3 separate regions of the Homo sapiens genome follow, and all the other regions are linked to region 2. A link is a contact called in ENCODE Hi-C or POLR2A ChIA-PET data. All regions are on one chromosome and are shown on one strand. The core of a region is the stretch at or near the end of the contact, and the rest is flanking DNA. Distances in the headings are between cores, read along the strand shown. Region 1 has its middle 20 kb from the start of ECRG4. Region 2 holds the start of FHL2 (four and a half LIM domains 2). Region 3 has its middle 150 kb from the start of ECRG4.

The links. A loop is a pair of places that touch in the nucleus more often than their neighbours do. ChIA-PET counts read pairs that join two places held with the same protein, here RNA polymerase II (POLR2A). Pooled maps may share reads with other maps.
Region 1: a loop to region 2 is called in a pooled map, with 3 times the contacts of the local background. The contact joins the enhancer-like site here to the promoter of FHL2 in region 2. A Hi-C loop is called at or near these places in 3 of 50 pooled maps. POLR2A ChIA-PET finds 5 or more read pairs at or near these places in 3 of 52 experiments (IMR-90, activated T-cell and activated naive CD4-positive, alpha-beta T cell).
Region 3: a loop to region 2 is called in a map of heart right ventricle, with 3 times the contacts of the local background. The contact joins the enhancer-like site here to the promoter of FHL2 in region 2. A Hi-C loop is called at or near these places in 1 of 168 maps with a recorded cell type or tissue (heart right ventricle). POLR2A ChIA-PET finds 5 or more read pairs at or near these places in 1 of 52 experiments (endothelial cell of umbilical vein).

The regions. Positions count from the first base shown.
Region 1 is chr2:106,084,415-106,087,114 of GRCh38, reverse strand. No RefSeq gene overlaps it. Among named protein-coding and RNA genes, the nearest start is that of ECRG4, 20 kb to the right of the region's middle. Within about 2 kb of position 1,279, at least 2 of the 41 ENCODE cell types and tissues checked have a DNase peak (open chromatin) inside an H3K27ac peak, as active enhancers do.
Region 2 is chr2:105,397,666-105,400,389 of GRCh38, reverse strand. It overlaps FHL2 (four and a half LIM domains 2), which reads left to right and starts at 1,339. Exons shown (of 7, transcript NM_001318895.3): 1 at 1,339-1,548. RefSeq lists silencers at 1,236-1,365, 1,386-1,605 and an enhancer at 736-1,558.
Region 3 is chr2:105,918,281-105,921,090 of GRCh38, reverse strand. No RefSeq gene overlaps it. Among named protein-coding and RNA genes, the nearest start is that of ECRG4, 150 kb to the left of the region's middle. Within about 2 kb of position 1,375, at least 7 of the 41 ENCODE cell types and tissues checked have a DNase peak (open chromatin) inside an H3K27ac peak, as active enhancers do; they include heart right ventricle, where a contact is called at or near this core.

The sequences.
Region 1 (2,700 bases), core at 30-2,529, 690 kb before region 2:
AAACAAGGGATGTCACTTAATAGACATTGAAAGGATAACTAGGGAATACTAGCTACAACTCTACATACATAAATTTGAAAACTCAGATGAAATGGGCAAATTCCTAGGAAACGTATCCTAGGAAATTCTCAGTATGACATTTGTAATTTGAATAGCTTATTTAATGATTTAATTCATAGTTTAAAATCTGAAGAAAAAAAAAAAAACTCCAGGCTCTGAGATTGACTGGAGAATTCTGCCAGACATTTAAAGAATTCACACCAATCCTATACAATCTCTCCCAGAAACTAGAAGAGAAAGGAACATTACCCAGCTCTTTGTATAAAGCCAATATTACCCTGATACTAAAACCAAAGAGCACAAGAGAATACAGACCAGTATTCCAAATTCGTACAGATGCAAAAATTTTTAATAAAATGTTAGCAAATTGAATACAGGAGTATATAAAAGGAATTATTACCAAGTGGGGGTTATTCCAGGGATGCAAGGACTAGCTCAATATTTGAAAATCTTTATATAATCCATCATTTTAATAGGCTAAAGAAAAAAATCTCATGACCATAGCAAATAATGCTGAAAAATCACCTGTATTATGGTCTCTGCTTTATGCCTGTTGTCTATCTGACAAAGCTTGAATCTTAAAGATTAGGTTTAAATAAAGGGAGGAAAACTTAAAAGGCATTGAAAAGGACTAAGGAATTGGTAATAATCACTAAAAATGGAATTTTGTTCATTAAGTGTTAAAAGCTTGTCATTGAAAATGAAAATACATATGGGTAAAGGTGATAACACCTATTTTCCCCCTTTGAAAGGTGATAGGTTGCAGTGATGTAATATGCAAATGTGAGGCAGAAATGGTGATATGGTGTTTCTTCATTACCTCCCAGAACAACTGTGTCTGAGCATGCTGGGCAGCTGGAGAGGTCACCCTGGACAGTTAACCACGCTCTTTATTTCCAAATCCATGATCAAATGGCAGGAGGCAAAATCCATCCGTTGTCAGTGCAGGAAGGACCCACTCAATGGGGTTCCTCTCTGCATTTGGGCGTCTTCGGTAATAGATGCTTCCCATGTCCCAGTTTATTTTCACAAAATTTGTTTCTCAGCGAGGAGAGAAAGGGAACTCGAAATCAAAAAAGAGTAAGGTGAGAGAACCCAATTTAAAAACAACAGAAGCAGCAGCAAAGTGCCAAATCACATCAAAGGTACGACACATCATTTTAAGTGGATTCTGACTCACACTTTCTTCATAGATGCTACATCTGCTGCTTGCGTGGGCTTCTTGGTTCCATTTTAACCCTGAGGGAGGTGCAATGACATAGTATTGTGCTTTTCTCTCTCCAGGTCATCTTATGTTAGGTGTGTTAGGCACAGGCAGAAAAAAAATGTACCTCACTGGAAAGACACAACTCTTTATAAATCCCAATTCCCAACTGTGCTTACCTGTTTCCCTGTTTGCTGCAGTAACCTGACAGGAGAAGCAGGGTAGATCAGGAAACTACTAGAAAAGCATCGGCCTGGTTTATAGGCAAGTCAGCTGCCTTCCCAGAGCCTTCGTTTACTTGTCTGTAGCCTGAAGGGGGCGGTGGATCGTACTGTATCTAGCCTTGCCACCACTCCTTACGTTTGTACACTAGTTTTATTTTAGTGAAAGTTTCAGAAGAATCGAGGACTAGATCTCTTCCTAAAGCCTCAGCAGGGATGGAGCAGTGAGTTGCTGTTGTACTTGAAAATCACCATTGGGTATCCCATGGCTCAGACTTTAAGAAACTTTCATCTTCAAACACAGGAATTTCTATAAACAGTTTTTACAACTGTTCACTCGCCCTGCTGGAAGCACTTAGCTTTGTGAAGCTCCCATTCCATTATCAGAATTCTGAGCAAAAATTGGCTTCACTGAGCAGCCACTCATGGGGCCTGGTTGTGCCCTTGGGGCTCTCCAAGAACAAGACAAAGACTTTCCTCTTGACAGCCCTTCAGATGTTTGAAGACGAGCAGTCAGTCCAGTCCTTGGACTCTGCTCTTCTAGGCTTGACGTCCCCAGCATGGGTTCCCCGGGACTCAGTCTTCTCTTTAAAAAGATGGCGGTAGGGATAGCAATGCCTGTTCACACGCCGTCTTTCTGTCTTTAATCTGTGGCTCTTGGTCAGTATATTACAGTAGGGGTTTTTGTCCTCTGTTGAAGAATCAGCTTTATATAAAATGTCTGGTTTACAAAATGCTGGTCAGTAATTCTGATCCACAGAAGAATACAGTGCTGCTTGTTAAAAATGGGCCCTTAGGGGAGCAGGTGATATGATTTGAAAAGCTCATGGCCAAGGGTCTCTGGCCAAGCTTCAATGAACTACTGCCGGGCACTATGGCTCACACCTGTGATCCCAGTACTTTGGAGGTTGAGGCAGGAGGATCGCTTGAGACCAGGAGTTCAAGACCAGCCTGGTCGACATAGCGAGATCCTGTCTCTACAAACAAATAAATTATCTGGGCATGGTGGCACACACCTGTAGTCTCAGCTGCTCAGGAGGCTGAGGTGGGAGGATGGCTTGAGCCCAGGAGTTGGAGCCAGCAGTGAACGATGATCGCACCACTGCACTTCAGCCTGTGTGACAGAATGAGACCCTGTCTCCGAAAACAAACAAGCTTCACACCTCACAGGATTGAAATTGCACCTGTAGTCACAATGCACTCCTGTTCACAGGC
Region 2 (2,724 bases), core at 90-2,589:
ACAGTGGGGTGGGGTCGGGGGAGGGCTGTATTCCGCACATCTAGTTCTGGCTGGGCTTATGGCAAGTCTCAGTCCTCTGGAGTCACCTGAGTGACTGAGGGATGAGAGGCATTTCTGATCCCGTAATATACTTACATGGCTTTGCCATCTACCACATCCCAGTTCAAATCTCAGCTGGCACAGTTACCGTTCACGTGGCCTGGAGCAAATCTGAGCTGAACTTTCCTCACCGTAAATCTGGTAAAAATCTTTACCTTAAAGGAGTGTGGATCAAATGAGATACCAGGTAGAGCTAGTGCTCACCGAGTGGAAGCTAAGGTGATGAAGCCCCTTTATTCTCAAGTTCTGTGATTCCATGATGGAGACCCATGAGGCCTACCAGACGGAGAGTATCAATTAAAAGAAAGCAATCACGGAGTTCTTCCCGCCTTCTCTGGAGGATGTATTCCTATGAGCTGCCCCGAATGTTAAAAATAATACACCTGCCCCCAAAGTGCCGAGGACGCCTTTGTGGTCCACCTACTCATCGTCCACCGGTTTCTGCAAGTGGACCGGTTACCTGCTCAGGAGCAAATGTTTCCATCACGACGCACCCTCTCCCAGGGATGGGCTCAACCTGTGCTCTCCCTGCGACAATGCTGAACAGTGCCATCTGTCCCTACCCAGCGTCAGCGTCACGCAGAGGGCCCGGGCTTGGAATGTGGGAGGCACGCTCCCAGCTCACTTTGGTTTTCCCGCCCTGGAGGGGAATCCAAGATGTCTAACTAGTCTTCTGGCCCCGAGAGGGAGAGGTGGGGATAGGACCTTCCTTTAGTCCCCTCCGTAGTGGAACGAAGGATTCTTTATGGTCATCTGTGGTGTTCATTTCGTAAAGAAGCATCTGCAGGGTAAGAAGGAAAAACGTCCACCTTGCAAATATATCCCAGGCACATGCCTCCTGAGAAGTGACCCCCTCCTCCCTCCGCCTCCCCCGGCACGTCCTGGGGCTTCTCCAGTCTCCCGCTCCTGGGACCAGGCAGAGATCCCGGCGTGGGCAGACCCCTGCCACCGCGCCCAGGCCTCGTCCGAAACTCGCGCCCGAGAGCCCACGCCGGAGGCGACGCTCCCGATAACTACTGTGCTCCCAAGACCCGGAGGGCACGAAGAAAGGAGCCCTGGCAAACAAAGGGTACGGGCCGGGACCGCCGCAGCCCGGGGCGGGGGCACGGCAACCGCGAGGCCTGGGGGCGCCCGCCCCCCGCGCCCCACGCCCGGTGCCAGCGAGCCGAGGCGTGCATCTCCTTATATGGTCAAATGACACGGCGGGGTTTCTCGAGGGCGGGAGCTGCGCAGCGCTCCACTCGGCCGGCAGCGGAGCCGCAGCCACCAGCCGCCCGCGCCCTCCAGCCCCGTCCGGGAGTCCCCGGCCCGCTGCGGTGCCGTGAGTACCTCCAACCCCCTGCGCCCCGGAGGGAGGCCGAGGGGCTTAGCCACCAGGGCTCGGAAGTGGGGGCCGAATCCGGTGCGAGACCCAAGGAGAGGGGAGCAGAGCCGGAGTTGGGGAGACTGGTGAGAGGAGAGCAGAGCTGTGGGTCCGGGAAGACCACTGGGAGAGGGGACCCGAACCGTGCGGGGAGAAGCCGGGAGAAAGGAGTTGAGCTGTGGGGTAGACCCGGGAGAGGAGAGCCGAACCCTGGGGGTTGGGGGTGGGGAGACCACGGGGAGAGGGGAGCGGAGCAATGGGAGGGGTCTAGACCCTGGGGGCGCTGGAGCTCAGAGGAGCCCACCGACTCATCCCCAGAGGGAGGACTGCAGCCCGCGTCCTCACCAGGTGGGGCACCGCCATGCGGGCAGGGACCGGGCGAGCCTGGGTAAAGGCTGGCCGCGGGTCCCAGCCGGCGGCTGCGGGGAGGTGACGCTGTCCGCCTGCTTCCAGGCCCGACTCCCGAGCGGGCTGTCCTGGCACGGTGGTCTGCGCGGGGGAGTCCGGGCCATTTCCCTTTAGTAGAAATAAGTGGAGTTTGCAGTGTGACCTCGCTCCTTGACTCAGGTAGACATTTAATAACTGAACCATTCGGTTAAAACAAAAATGGCTTATTTTAAATGAAAAGATTCTAAGTTTTTCTTAAGTCGCACTCGTGTGATATCTTAGCATACCAGAAATAGAGGGAAGAAAATATTGAGTGTTTTTCTGATTTTAAATGAATCAGTCATATTTATTTTCATATCCTCAGTCGGGTTTTAACTGGAAGTAGGCTAATCCGGTTAGCTGAAATGTGTAGCTGGCTTGCAAGCAGCAGTGTACTTAGACATCACTGAACTTAAGGCCCGCACTCCCTTCCACATATTTTGGAAGGTAATAAATCACAATTTGGGTTTAGAATCAGGAGAACTGTCTTCAAAACACAACTCCCAATACATCTCACATTTTTGGTGCTGACTCTACTAATGAGTGTTTTATAATAATATATTAAAGAAAAGAGGTTTTGCACTATCCTGAAGATGTTTTAGACAAAAAAAAACAAAAAACAAAAAAACAAAAACCATTTGCATCAAGTCTTAGAAGTACAGGAATTCCTAGTCTATCAATTAAACTTTAATAAAACCAAACTCAAAGAACATTTCATTGTGCATTTATATAAAATTTTGTCAAGTGTTACTGGATTTAGATCACCCCCCAGTTTAGAAGATCATCAGTTAATACACAGAATTGTGTTTCCACGGTGTTTATTAGCCTGCCATGGT
Region 3 (2,810 bases), core at 126-2,625, 520 kb before region 2:
GGGATCACCCACTCTAGGCTAAGTAGTCTGCCTCTTTCTCGCCAATTCGTAATGCCAACACTTTCCCTTTCTTTAGAGACCACCACTTTCAGCACTTGTAGTCACTTCCAGACCAAATGCCCTAAGGATACAATTAGACTGACCTTTCTCAGGTTTTAATTGACTTTCCATGATAACAGACGAGGATTTCACTTTTGGCCCTTCCCTTGTGTGCCCTTCCTCTATCTCCCAGGACTTTTGATAATTTTCTTTCCACCATTTTCTTCCCTGTTTTGGGGGATGGGAATTCCTAATGGTTTGATTTTTAGTGCATCTCCTATCATTTTGTTATCTTTTCTCTCCATTATAGAAGATGACCTTAAAATTATGCCCAATTATTCTAATAAATCTATTAATAGACTCATCTTGTTTTTAATATCCAACAGATCTTTTTTGTTTTCTAGCTGTTCTTGTCTGATAGCACCTAGTTCTTTTTGCAGATACACTATATTCTAAGAAGAGTATTGCACAGCGTTACAAAGATATGGAGGTACCCTGCTGGGGGAACCTGGGAATTCAGGCAAGTGAACAGCCCAGACCAGCACTATCCCATAGAATTATAATCTGACTCAATTATGTCACTCTAAATTTTCTGATAGACCCACTGGAAAAAGTGAAATGGAAGAGGTTGAAATTAATTTTAATAAAAATGTTTTCATCCAATATATCCAATATAATATCATTTCAACATGTAATCAATATAAAAACTTGTTAATGAGATATTTTACATTTTTAATTTTATTAACAATTTGGTATAGGTTTTACACTTAAGCATATCTTTATTTGAACATGTCACATTTCAAATGCTCAGTAGCTATGTGTGACTCATGTTGTATAGTTTGAGTCTGCAGAGAGCTGCACCAGCCATGCCTGCAAACTAAGTTCAAATCTGCTCTGAGATCCCCAAGAATGTACTTTCTGGCCTGGTTCCCATCTTCTTGCAAGTTGCTTCTGGAACTTTCCCCCAAAAGCCTGCCTCCTGGTGGTAGGGCCTGGTACCTTACTCCATCTCAGGTCCCCAGCCAGCACCCATCCCTCCTCTGCATAATTTCCCCTCTTGGACATCATCTGTGTTATTGCATTTGCTCCTGGTCTCAACCCTTTCAAACTTCTGGTTCCTCCAGGGATCACTTCAGGGGACCTAGTTCTGTGAGCAGCATTCTTGGGCTCCACTTAATACCCCCAGGCTGCTGCCCAGCTGCCCAGCCTCTTAATCTGGCTAGAAATGCTGTGGCTGAAGGTTTCATGAATGGCTGAAAGGAGCTCATCCCTGTTACACAGTGTCTGGCCAGCAGCCAGTTTATCCCCAACCTCAGACTCCAGGTAGGGTGTGGGCTCCTGCTCCACTCACAGCTGCTGAAGAACTGGTGTGGCTTGGGGCTACTGTGTCTAGGGCCTGGCCTCTGGGCCTTTGCATAGGTAGAGAGAAGACAAGGCCAGGAGAAATGCAGCAGGGGACAGTAGGAGGAGGCAGAAGAGATGTCCCCAACCCCTTGGGGGTGGAAGGCCTGGAATGAGGAGGCCCAGTCTCTACCCTCTGGGATCCCTGAAGGCCAGACCAGGCAGGTGTGCCTGGTGAGTCAGCCCTGGGCCCCTGCCATCCTCCCTCTACTTACAGCTCACACAATAGCTCAATTGTGTCATTGCACTTAGCTTTGGCTTGGGTTCCAACCCAAGGACGTAGCCCAGGGACCTCTAGGGACAGAGAGAAACAGCTATGAGAGAGGTCTTTGTGCAAATCTATTCTGCAGAAAGGAGGCCCAGGGTTATGGTCAGAGTGGCTGTGGCTGACAGCACAGCATAAGAAGAGCCGGTCTCAGCCACTGGCTTGCACTGATGGCCAGTGTGTGTCGGAAAGTGACAGGAGGAAGTTTATCAAATAGGTGCACAATTGCTGTGCATTTTAAGTGGAGGTTCACACAAAGGACTCTGAGAATCTGAACTCCAGGAGAAGTTAGCAAAGTCTCAAGATATTGCAATAATATTTAACCAGATGAATAATTTCAATGTACTGTATTTATCTTTTTGTCTGTTGTCATCACATGCAGAAACCTATTTAAGACTGTTTGAAAATAAAAAAGAAGGGTTGTTTAGGTCAGCTGAGAGTCTTCTGGGGCCAACAGCTCAGCCTTCCCTGAAGAAAAGCTTAAACGCATTTTTGCAGGAGGTGAAATTTCTGAACGGCTATGACTTATGTTAATCTACTACGGGTGTGCTATCGCTACCGCATGTTTTGGCACAGGCCATAGCGAGGCACTAATGTCCAGACAGAGATGAGGGTCCTAAGAATTGCACAGCCAACCCTTTTGTCCAAAGTGTCAAACATGGATGTTGCAAGGGGTGCTTTCCAGGTCTTAGCATCTTGTATTCTAAAGGAAATAGGTAGCAGAAGGGTTTTTTAACTGAACGTTGTATTAAGATCTTAAAAGTATAGCTTCCATGGTCCCAGGTTTGTCCAGCCTGTGGACTCCATGTTGTGACATTATCAAGGATAACTCTGGTTTTTCTAGCTTTATCCCATTCATTAATGCCAGGTCTCCAGTTTCACTCAAAGTCTTGCCCAGTCATTTCCAGAGACATTGGGTGCATCTGTGTGGATCCCTTGCATTCTTCCAGGGAGGCCTTTCTTGCCTGTGCCCACTACTCCGGCCCCGTTGTGTGTATAGGGATGCCATTTTCTTCAGCATGTGCGTCCCCCAGTGAGCTCAGATGGGAACCCATGGTGTGAGGGTGGGGACCGTTCTCAGGCAGATATGATGCTCTCCTTTTCC